Linked DNA regions of Homo sapiens: all the other regions are linked to region 3. The links are chromatin contacts, found by Hi-C or POLR2A ChIA-PET in ENCODE. All regions are on one chromosome and are shown on one strand. Each heading gives the region's core, a stretch centred on a gene start or an enhancer-like site at or near the end of the contact. The rest is flanking DNA. Distances are from core to core; before and after follow the strand shown.

Region 1 (3,586 bases), core at 505-3,004, 890 kb after region 3:
GGAGTAGGCATCATCATCCCTATTATAGATGGGGAAACCGAGGCCTGGGCAGTATAAATAATGAGCCCAAGGTTACTCGGCTTTTAGATGGCAGATTCAAGATTGGAACTATAGCTTGCCTGACTTTAACGACTTCCGTCCTGACAGCAAATGACTAAATAGCAAACCTCTACCCTGTCTCCAAGTCAAGCTTCCTCTGAGCAGAGATTTTAGATGAGGAATAGAGATGATGTCTGTCCAATGCTTAGTGCAAAAGAGAACCCAAGACATGGAAGTTTAGTTAGGTAGCTTAAAAACAATATTATTGGCCTGGCGCAGTGGCTCATGCCTGTAATCCCAGCACTTTGGCAGGCTGAGGTGGGCAGATCACCTAAGGTCAGTAGTTCAAGACCAGCCTGGCCAACATGGTGAAATCTCATCTCTACTAAAAATACAAAAATTAGCTGGGTATGGTGGTGGGTACCTGTAATCCCAGCTACTTGGGAGGCTGAGGCAGGAGAATCACTTGAACCCAGGAGGCAGAGGTTGCAGTGAGCTGTGATTGTGCCACTGCACTCCAGCCTGGGTGACAGGGCAAGACTCTGTCTCAAAAAAATAAAAAATAAAAATAATATTGTTGCCTCTATCTCCCCTTTCCCTTTCCCCTTCTCTTTCCCTCCCCTCCCCTCCCCTCCCCTCCCCTCCCTTCCCCTCCCTTCTCCTCCCCCTCCCTTCCCCTCCCTTCTCCTCCCCCTCCCTTCCCCTCCCCTCTCCCTTCCCCTCCCCTCCCCTCCTCTCCCTGGCATCTTTTAAAGTGGGTGACAATGGGGTAAGGGTTTAGATCTAGGCTCTAAGTTTAGGCTACCCAGGTTCAACTTCTAATATTGTCACATTAGCTGCTTCCACTTGGGTCCACCTCACCCCTGTAAGCCTCAAGTTCCTCCTCATTTGTAAAAATCGTAGTGTGATACTATCTGCCTTGCCAAGTGCTGGGTGGATTAGAAACAATCATGCATGCATAGCACACGGTAAACGATCACTATTAAGCCACTCCCACATGTCCATTATTGAAGCAGGTGGTGTGAACAAGAGAGGCATGTATGGTCTTTGTTCACAAGCATCTCTCCCTCTCTCCCTCAGCCTTTCTTTCTCTGTCTTTTACACACACACACACACACACACACACACACACACACACACCAGTTAATGACATCAAGGGGGAAGTTAGGAAAGATGAAAAATTGGAGACCAAGACGGTCATAACATGGTTCTAATTTGTGGTTAAGAAATTCATGAAGGAATAGGTCAATGTGTACCCAGAGAAAGGAAAGATTCACTTATGAAGAACGTGGGAGTGAATCACAAGACTGTCACTGTCTGCAACCCTTGAAGGGGCCCCTTGACCATCTTGCTGGGCGATTTGAATCACCAGATGTGGTCTACCACAGTGTCTCTCATGCCGCTGCTCACATATGAACTTCATGATTTTTGCCATATCTCTTGCTGCCTTGTTTAGTGTTGACTTAAGATTTTTCTTTCATTATTTGGATATTGACTACACTGACATAAAAAGGAAACTTTATGTCACTATGGTAAATGGGAGGCTGATTTTCTTGCCACAGATAGAAACTGTGAAAAAAATACATACCGTTTTTTTTTTTAAAGAATGCTTTTTTTAAACTTTTTTTTTAGGTTCAGGGGTACACGTGCGGGTTTGTTATATAGGTAAATTGTGTGTCATGGGGTTTTGGTGTACAGATTATTTTGCCACCCAGGTAATAAGTATAGTACGAATAGGTAGTTTTTCCATCCTCTCCCCACCCCACCCTCCACCCTTAAGTATATATGTGTTCATGAAAATACACAACTATTAAAAGTAATACAGCCAGGTGCAGTGGCTCATGCCCGTAACCCCAGCACTTTGGGAGGCCGAGGCGAGCGGATCACCTGAAGTCAGGAGTTTGAGATCAGCCTGGCCAACATGGTGAAACCTCGTCTCTACTAAAAATACCAAAATTAGCCGGGCGTGGTGGCGTGCGTCTGTAATCCCAGCTACTCGGGAGGCTGAAGCAGAAGAATTGCTTGAACCCACGAGGCAGAGGTTGCAGTGAGCCAAGATCGCATCACTGCACTCCAGCCTGGGCAACAGAGCGAGACTCCACCACAAAAAAAAAAAAAAGAAAAAAAAGTAATACATAATGTTGCCGATAGCTCTCTGAATACCCTTCTGTATCCCACCAGTGTTTGGTATAACATACTTCAGGGTGCACCACTCTTGCAGAAAAAGCTGAAAATTCTGTATCTTTAGTTATTTGATTTTTTTTTTGTTTTAGAAATGGGGTCTGGCTCTGTCACCCAGGCTGGAGTGCAATGGTGCCATCATGGCGCACTGCTGCCTGAATGTCCTGCACTCAAGCTATCTTCCTGCCTCAATCTCCCTAGTAGCTGGGACTACAAGGCGTGAGCCAACACGCTGGCTGGATTTCTGCATCTTTAGGTTCTTAATCCTTAACCTTTTTGCTTCTCAGTTTCTCATCATTAGAATGGGGCTGTTTCACTGTGCACAGTGTCTCACACCTGTAATCTCAGCACTTTGGGAAGCCAAGGCGGGAGAATCTCTTGAGGCCAGGAGTTTGAGATCAGCCTGGGCAACAAATCAAGATCTCCATCTCTACAAAAAATTTAGCCAGGCATGGTGGTGTGTGCCTGTAGTCTTAGCTATTGAGGAGGCTGAGGCAGGAAGATCACTTGAGCCCAGGAAGTTGAGACTGCAGTGAGCTGTGACCACACCACTGCACTCCAGCCTCGGCAACAGAGCAAGACCCTGTCTCAAAAAAAAAAAAAAAAAAAAGAGTGAGGATGTTTATAAAAAGAGTCATTATTATTGAGAAATGACTGAGCTGAGCATTTTGCACCCATTCGTTAATATAGCCTTCATAAAGTTTCCATAATGATGTGGTATTATTGAGGTGGTATCTATGAGGCCACCGAGGCACAAAGAGGTAGTTTTGTTCTGTCACACAGCTTGTCACTGCAAGGAGTGCGAACCCAAGACCATCTGAACATGAAGCCTTGACATCCTGCAGTCCTGCCTCTCTGTGCTAGCCACTTCATGGGGGCTGAGAGCAGCCGAATTAACTAACGATGAAGAAGATGCACTGGGGATAAAGAGGAGAGGCTACTTACTGGTGCTTGCCGTGGGCCAGAGACTCCTGGAAGTACTTTTTCTGTATCAACTCATCTCATCCTCATCATAGACGTATAATGGAAGTCTTAGTATTATTCCCATTTTACAAATAAGGATGTTGAGGTACAGAACCTTTAATTAACTTGCATCCAGTAAGTGCTGAACCTGAATTGGAACCTAAGGGGTCTGGTTCCAGAGCCTGTCCCCCAACCTGATAAAGGCATCACACAGATGGTACAACTGTTTATATCATCACCGGTGACAGTTTCAACTCTGCAACTGAAGACTTATCTGTCTGCCTCAGGCTCTTATTTAGCCCCTGCCTGGCCCTACCTTGCTTGATTTCTTTTTTATTATAAGATGGAATTCAGATGACGTGAGCCTTCTAAGGAATTAACTTTGTGGCAGGAAGGTGCTCAT
Region 2 (3,927 bases), core at 406-2,905, 940 kb after region 3:
GTACTTAGGTTGGATTTCAACCTTGGCTCTGCCATGTGTGTTCTTGGGCAAAGTTGTTTTTTTCTCTGTGAGCCTTAGTTTCCTCAGCTGCCAAATAAGCAGTGAACAAAGTTAAGTCATGTGACACACAATACCTGGCATATAGTGAGGTTCAATGTTAGCTTTTTTTATCTAAGCATCTTCAGGGCCAGTCTTTGGACCAAACATGCTGTTGATGCTCAGTGAAGTGGTAGCTCTACCTGGACCAGTGGTTTTCAAATTTTCTCCTTCATTGGAACCTCCTGAGAGGCTGCTAAAACACAGGTTACTGGGTCCCACCCCAAGAGTTTTTGATTCTGCGGGTATGGAGTGGGGCTTGAGAGTTTGCATTCCTAACATGTTCTCAGGTGGTGCTGAGGCTGCTGGTCCTGGGACTGTACTTTTAGAACCACTGGGCTGGTTACCTGGGAAGGGTAGATGTCTGGTTAGGGTGATCAGACATTCAGAGCTAAAACAAATTCACACTAGAGGATAAGGCAATCCACAATGGGTGTGGCCACAGGATATTTGTTTAGCAATTTATCCATTCAACCAATATTTGTTGAGTATCTACCATGTCCAGGCATTGTGCTAGACACTGACAATAGAACAATGAATGAGCAAGACAAGAAGGTTCAGATCTTGATAAGTTCACATTCTAGTGGCACTGCTTTGGAAGGTGGGGGCCGTCATTACACAAATCCCATGGGTGTGAATTGAAGGGACACAGTTAGTTTGGGGAATGGTTAGCCTTAAAGCCACTGATACCAATAATGGCTTTACTGTCTACTGTATCATTGTATTGCCTTCTCAACATGATTTCACCAAAATGATTCATTGAAACTGATTATGGTATTCCCATAATCCCCTTGCCTGGAACTGCATCCATCATTCAGCACAGTTTTAGGATGAAGTCAACCCATGGAACATGGCAGAATGGAGTGTCAGAGAACCAGAGCCAGGCTATGAGACTTAACACCAGTTATATGAAACGATACATTTCCTCATTATCGTTGTTAGCTGGAAGAGAGTCTCAGAGAATCAAAGCCAAAGATGTTATACAACACCTATTATATGAAATGATAAATACCCTTATTGTTACGATTATCTGCCAATTCAAGTAGGGGTTTTCTGTTACTTGGTGCTAAAAGTTCCCCATGATAGAATAGCTTGCCTTTCCTAAGTGCTTACAATGTGCCAGCCACTGCACTAAATGTTTGGTATGCACCATCTCACTGCATGCTGGCAGCAACTCCACGAGTAGGCTCTATTATTAGCCCATTGTTGAGGGAGGACACTCAGAGTTTAAATCACTTGCTCTTTAGTTGGGAGTGGAGAAGATGAGAGGTAAGGCTGCTTTGTGGAGCAGGATGGGCCAGTAAGGATTACTTAAATGCATTGCAATGACACCAACTGAAACGTTTTGCAATCACACAATCTTCCTTGAGCTTCTTCCAAGATAGAGCAGATAAGGATGGAAACACAAACCAACCAACCTTATCTTCATTTGGAGGACTGAGAATCATAGAAGGCAACTGACTTGCCCAGTTCAGCTTTCTCGTTCTAGTTCTCCTAATTAAACTTGACTGCTTTCTAGAAGTTAATCAACAAATACACTCTCAGGCTGCTTTGGCCCAGTTTCCCGGTTAGGCAATCAGGGAAAAAGGGCTAGGCATTGTAAAACCCCAGGTCCTGCAGCTCCCCCACGTGGCTGCATTTTGACAAAAGCAAGCTTCTGAGAGAGTAGATCACGTAAGGAACCAGCCCTTCCATGGCTGTCATTAGCAGAAGTGCAGCTGGGGGCCATTTTGTCAAGAAGTGCTTATTTGGAAAAACAAAACAAAACAAAAAATGAAAAAAAAAAAAAAAATCTATACAGGTGCATGCCAGTCCCCCGGTAATGAAATGTAACAAAGGAAGCACTTAAGTTCAGTGAGGGAAATACAGCTTTAAATTACAGATTGTACCCAGAGCACTTTATAAACGGTAATGTGTGATAATGTATTATCCTTACTTCTGTGAAATTGTGGACTGCAACTTCTGCCGGGGCCAGTTAAAGGGCCAGGAGATGGAGAGGGTTGCGTGAATGCCATTCAAGAAAAGGGCAACAGAGGCTAAGGGGTTAAACTCCCCAGAAAACCAATTTATGCAAAGGGCTGGATCCTGACCGGCATTCTGCACTAAAGATCTGAATTACAAATTTAGAGAATTTGCTGCTCGGTAAGTAATTTCTTTTCTTCCTAATGGAGACTATAATTTCCAGTGGGCCGGTGCCACTTAATTTGCACTGATAGAGTGAACAAAATCTTGACCACGGAGAAGCCTAATTCTACTCACCGTGCAAAATTGCCCTTTAAAAAGGCTTAAAGAGGGACATTCAAAGGATGGTTAAAACCAACCCCTATAATCTTACATTGCTGCAAAGCACATTCCCTAGTTTCCCCTGTGTTTGTATCTTGGGTTAGTTAATAATTGGAATTAGTTCTTTTTCCTTCCCTGTAAGGTAGGTAGTGTAGCTGATTTTATTTTTTTAAGGTATAAGATCTACTTGGGATTATCTGACATAAGAAATAACATTGTCAGATTCAGATTGGAGAAATCTGCACCCTTCCAGGCACTCTGAGAAGGGAAAGGACACAGATTCTTGGTTTCTTGAAATCTAATTCTTTAAGACACTTAGAATCTAATTTAATGAGACCCCAGTGCTTCTGGACTGTTTGCAAACAGACAAGAACAATCTAGTGTGTGTGAAGTGGGAGGAGGGAGGGGAGAGAGTGTGTGTTTAAACCCCTGATAATTTATCTAAAAAGCAAGGGGATACATACAACAAAGACCAGGAATTTCACTTTCTTTCTCTTTTCCTTCCCATTTTGGTTTCTATTTTGTTATGTGCCTCCTTCTCCAAGACAACGAATGCAGGAAGGACCTCACTGGCTGCTGGGAACAACTGCCCTTTTGAATGAATTCTTTTATGGTTACCAGTCAAAAAGTCACCGTCAGCTGGAACTGGAAGGGAGGTGTGTGTGTGTGTGTGTGTGTGCGCGTGTGTGTGTGTACGCGCAGTGGCAGCCATTTCAGCTCAATAGCTCCATTCCTGGAAAGGCCACTTCTTCTTGACATGGGAGAAGACACACTTCCCTGTGTACCTAAAAATAAATAATAAGTAAATAAATAATAATAATAAGAAAGTCATTTTTGCTCCCTCCCCCAGGTCTTAATTCTTCTTTCTCTTTTAATCATGTTTTTCTGTGTGCCACCTTTGCTTTGCTTATTTCCCCCACTGCTTGTTCTGTCTGATGGCATTTCTGGGAATCTGTGTCCTAAAGGCTTTCTTGGGTTTATTGGTGAGTTTCAGCTCTTTTTCACTCTAGTTCTGCATAAGGGGTGGGCATTAGTATTTATTGTAAATGCATTGGAAATGGGATCTCAACAACAATAACACACACACACACACACAAACACAAAAATGGAGTATTAACTTGTTTCTTAAGCCATAACTGAATTTAGAGTTCTCCCAGTAAGTCATGCGCTTTACTTCTCTCTGGCATTTCTTGCTTTTTTAAAAAAAAGCAATTTCATTAAAAGACTATTCTCTTTTTTGGCCCAGGAGCATAGGAAACCAGTTATAAAAACTGTTGGCATGCTTTGCAGAGAGATTCTCAGCAAAGAGGCTTTTTTTTTGTTTTATTTTGTTTTGTTTTGTTTGAGTGGGGGCTTGGGAGGGCTCCATCTGCCTTAGTAACTGGCTAAGTAACTGGCCTGGGCTACTCAGTCTGTTTCTCTTCCTCCTGCCTAGGGGCATTTCTTATCTGGGCAAAAAGCCCCTGTACCCAGCGAGGTGAAACTTGCAAATGATACTGTCACCTTCCTCAATGGACTGCAGCTCAGGAGCTCACCAAAGGTTGCAGC
Region 3 (3,904 bases), core at 696-3,195:
CCAAGATGCACAGAGTTCCCGATTCACCTCCTTAACACAGATCTTTATTAAGCACACCACCTGGGTGCCAAGCACTGTTCTGTAGCAGCAGTAATGAGTAAGATCCATCAGGACCCTGCTCTCAGGGGACAGAAGCAACATATATACTTAAGATGCCATGTGGTTAAAAAGGGGCTAAGAAGAAAAACAAAGGGTGGCAAAGGGAGGGAAGGTGAGGGAAGGGGGCTATAAACCATAGAGCCTTTGCCTCCTTCATTTTTGTATCTGAGCACTTGGCTCAAGGGCCAGTGTGCGATAGGTCTCCTCAGTTAGCATCGGTTGATGACTGACTGACAGATGGAATCCAACATTTCCAAAGTGGGCTAAGCACCAGCTGGTGTCGTATGTGACCATAAAACTGAGCAGAGCAAACGGCCAGTCTAGAGATTGGGATTTCCTACCCTGTTGCCCAGATTTTCCTCCCTCTATCAGCCACTGGTTTGTGACTGGAATCATCAGAATCGCCTCTAGAGCTTTCAAAAAAAAGTCATGTGCTCAGCTTTTCCTTGGGCAAACTGGGATTTCTGGGGGTGGAAAACCAGCATGTGTGTTTTTAAAAAATCCTACAGTTAAGTCTGATGTGCTCAAATGGTTGAGATGCTGTATACCCCAACCATGTGAAATAATAACACCATCTAGCTTTCACTGAGTGCCTACTGTGTGCCAAGCCACATACTCAGTGGTTAACCAACCCCACTAAGAGAGAAGAAGATGGTGACGATGATGATGGTAATGAAAACAACAGCTAATATTTATTGAGTAATGTTGTTTGTGCCTGGTGTTATGCTAAACACTTATGATGTCCAAATAGTTCATCTTCGCAGACGTCCAATGAGTCTTTTTCTGTCTCACTCACCATTATAGACATTTCAGAGAAGGTTCAAGTAAGTATCAGATATATGTTTCAAGCAGGGGTTGACAAACTGTGACCTGTGAGCTAAACGCCACCTGTTTTTGTATGACCTATGGGTTAGAATGGTTTTTACATTTTTTAATGATTGGGAGGAAATGTGAAAATTAGTTTTCTTAGGTTATATAAGTACCTATATAATATCTTAAATTTTGTCTCTTGGCCTGCAAAGCTCAAATTTACTATTTGGTCCTTTATTGGAAAAGTTTGCTGGCTTCTGCCCTAGTGTATTTTTTTCCAACTTGTTGTATGTGTAGGACAGTCATATGAGTGATTGTTTTAGGTGGTAGAAGCATGAATTTTTAAAATAATTATGGTTTCATTTGCTGTGTAATAGAAGGGGAAAGTAAAACTAATATATTAAAACTGATTTCATGGATGTTACTGCTCAATCCAATGTAAAGAAAAAAATGAATCTTTTTGAAATCAATTTTTAAAAAATAATAATACAGGCAGTATGGAGATAAAACAGAAATCATGCAAGTTATAGAAATGGGATAAACACTGTTATAGGATCAGAAAGTGGGATGAATAGGGAAAAGTCAAAATAATGGAAACAATTTCACCTGGATGAGAAAGATAGGAGATGAGATGACGGAAGCTTTTTGCATTTTTAATATTCTGTGATTCTCAGTTTCTTAGAACCCTTGTTTTTCAGGACTTTTTGATCTCTTGAGGTCTCTTCCAGCGCTCTGATTCCATGAAAAGTTTCCTCGGGAGATACTGACACAAGCTGGGGGATGTCCAGGGTTCGTTATAGCTCAAGGCACAGTCTTCCTGTGTTTTTCCTTCTGCTGACTTAGAAAGACAGATGAGCAAACCTCAGATGGATTCAGAGGTTTGGTGGGGAAATCTGAGAGGCTCTCTAGTTCAGCCAGGAGTGGAAGAGGGGGACAGCCATCTGATAATGACTGTTGCTATTTTAAGACACAGATAGCAGAGATGAGGAGTAGCGTGATGAAAACTCACATTAAAACAACCAAGAGAGGCACAACAGGAACTCTATGAACCCCAGAGAGACCCGGTCTGGGTTTACAATGACAATGTTGTGTGTGCGTTCATGTGCGTGTGTGTGTGTGTGTGTGTGTGTGTGTGTGTGTGTGTGTGTGTGTGTGTTTGGGAGGGGGTGCTGATATTTTTTTAAATGCAGATGGTTTTGTTCTCTGTAGTTGAAGCTTCAGTTCAGCAGCTCTGAGACAAACAGGAAAGCCTGTGTTATTCTCTACAGGAACACATCAAAGGTAGTTTCTGGCAACAGTCAAAATGTATATCAAGGAAGGAGAAAGGATTCATGACCTGTTTGAACAACTAGTGTTAAAAACACATTCGAGAAGAAATAATGCTAGGTAGAGGATGAAAGGAAAATAGGAGAAAGGAAGACCCCTTGCTTCACTCAGACCTAAAGATGATTGTTTCTCACCATTGCTAGCTTTTTCAAGAATAAGGAAGCGAAAAAATCACCTGTCTCATTTATCATCTGACAGGGGAGCTAAACTCTGCTGGATGAAACTTTTTCTTTTGCCCCAGACTAAATAAAGCCCCACCTCGTCTTCTGTTTCATTTTGAAAGAAAAGAGGTAAAACATGCACAACTAAAACACTTGTTTAAAAGTGTGTGACATTTCAGGAAGGTTTAACGTTACGTATGTCTTCCCTATTGAGTTTCATAAACAGAGTATCATTGTTTGATAGTGGCATAGCTGTGGTTTTGAGAAGGCTTGTCTAGAACGGAGTTCCTGAGCTGCTTGGATGATATTTCACTGCTTTGATGGAGAACGGACTAAAGAACATCATTGTGACCTTTTTATCAAGGCTTAAAGGAAGTATAAAAAGAAAACGGAAGTTGTCAACACTCACCAGGCTCTATTGTGAGGCACACAACCAACCCAGGGAGGAAAATCTAAGGTTGCTTTTGTCACCTTAACTCACATCACTTCATTGTAGTACAAGTGAGAGCCGGAACTTATTGGACACTTACTCTGTGCCACACAGGCTTTGGGTGAATTTTTGCATTTTAATTCTCACCCCAGTAAAGAGACATAATGGTATCCATGTTAGAAATGACAAAGAGGCACACAGTGAAGTCAGGTGACTCGGCCAAGCTTCTGCAGCTGCTTAGAGGCCAGGCTGATCTACCTAGCCAGGGGTACCTGACTTCCAAGCCCGTGCTGTCGACCCTTCTGGTTTAACTCTGAGTAAATTTCATACTTTGTGGAGCGTCCATCAGCCAATCACAATCTAAAAATAATACAAAATGAAAGAAACTGTCATACATTATCTTTTTTTCATCTTCCTAACAAATAAGCTGGCATGATTATTCTTTCCATTACCCTGAAAAATAAACCAAGGCTCAAGGAGAGGTCATGGTCTGCCCCAAACCACAGCCTCCATTCTCTGGCTTGAAATCTTATGCTTTTACCCACCTTTTGATGTTACCTCTTAAGTGATGTTGCCAGAATTAGCAATAAAATAAATTTATAAAAAAGAAAATAAATATTTTTATTTATAAAAAATAAATTTATAAAAAAGAACAGGATGCACAGTTAAATTTGAATTTCAGATAATATAAAAGAATGTTTAGTATAAGGATGTCCAGTACAGTATTTGGGACCTACGGGCAAGCTTTAAAGAACATAAGTTTTATCACATTCTCCAGGTACGACGTGTGTATTAATAAATCAATAGAAGTTTATCTGTGAGCAGTTATCTCAGTTTTTTAATTCCTAAGTCTTCATGTTCTGAAGAAATGGCCATCACCTTGCATTCCCAGGGCCTATTGATTATGAGGCTTCATAAACCTTAGGACTTGAGAGAACAGCTGGGATTCCTTCCCAGTTGCTAACCAATGACTTCATAATGTAATGGACAGCTCTAAATTGTGCTTCTACGTTGTAGACATAATAAGAGACACACTAAAGGACAAATACATTATCTAATAAAGCTGCCTCGAGCTTAA

Evidence for each region. A loop is a pair of places that touch in the nucleus more often than their neighbours do. ChIA-PET counts read pairs that join two places held with the same protein, here RNA polymerase II (POLR2A). Pooled maps may share reads with other maps.
Region 1: a pooled map shows a loop between it and region 3 (4-fold over the local background). The contact joins two enhancer-like sites. A Hi-C loop is called at or near these places in 4 of 50 pooled maps. POLR2A ChIA-PET finds 5 or more read pairs at or near these places in 2 of 52 experiments (CD4-positive, alpha-beta T cell and activated naive CD8-positive, alpha-beta T cell).
Region 2: a map of OCI-LY7 shows a loop between it and region 3 (4-fold over the local background). The contact joins two enhancer-like sites. A Hi-C loop is called at or near these places in 1 of 168 maps with a recorded cell type or tissue (OCI-LY7), 3 of 37 single-sample maps with no recorded cell type and 4 of 50 pooled maps. POLR2A ChIA-PET finds 5 or more read pairs at or near these places in 2 of 52 experiments (OCI-LY7 and naive thymus-derived CD4-positive, alpha-beta T cell).

The regions. Positions count from the first base shown.
Region 1 is chr20:53,892,082-53,895,667 of GRCh38, forward strand. No RefSeq gene overlaps it. Among named protein-coding and RNA genes, the nearest start is that of BCAS1-AS1, 22 kb to the right of the region's middle. Within about 2 kb of position 1,755, at least 7 of the 41 ENCODE cell types and tissues checked have a DNase peak (open chromatin) inside an H3K27ac peak, as active enhancers do.
Region 2 is chr20:53,938,361-53,942,287 of GRCh38, forward strand. BCAS1-AS1 (BCAS1 antisense RNA 1) reads left to right here. Exons shown (of 5, transcript NR_199019.1): 3 at 2,072-2,238; 4 at 2,925-3,035; 5 at 3,815-3,927. Among named protein-coding and RNA genes, the nearest start is that of BCAS1-AS1, 25 kb to the left of the region's middle. RefSeq lists a silencer at 410-704. Within about 2 kb of position 1,656, at least 34 of the 41 ENCODE cell types and tissues checked have a DNase peak (open chromatin) inside an H3K27ac peak, as active enhancers do; they include OCI-LY7, where a contact is called at or near this core.
Region 3 is chr20:52,999,191-53,003,094 of GRCh38, forward strand. The region is part of intron 1 of TSHZ2 (teashirt zinc finger homeobox 2); the gene reads left to right. Among named protein-coding and RNA genes, the nearest start is that of TSHZ2, 29 kb to the left of the region's middle. Within about 2 kb of position 1,946, at least 6 of the 41 ENCODE cell types and tissues checked have a DNase peak (open chromatin) inside an H3K27ac peak, as active enhancers do; they include OCI-LY7, where a contact is called at or near this core.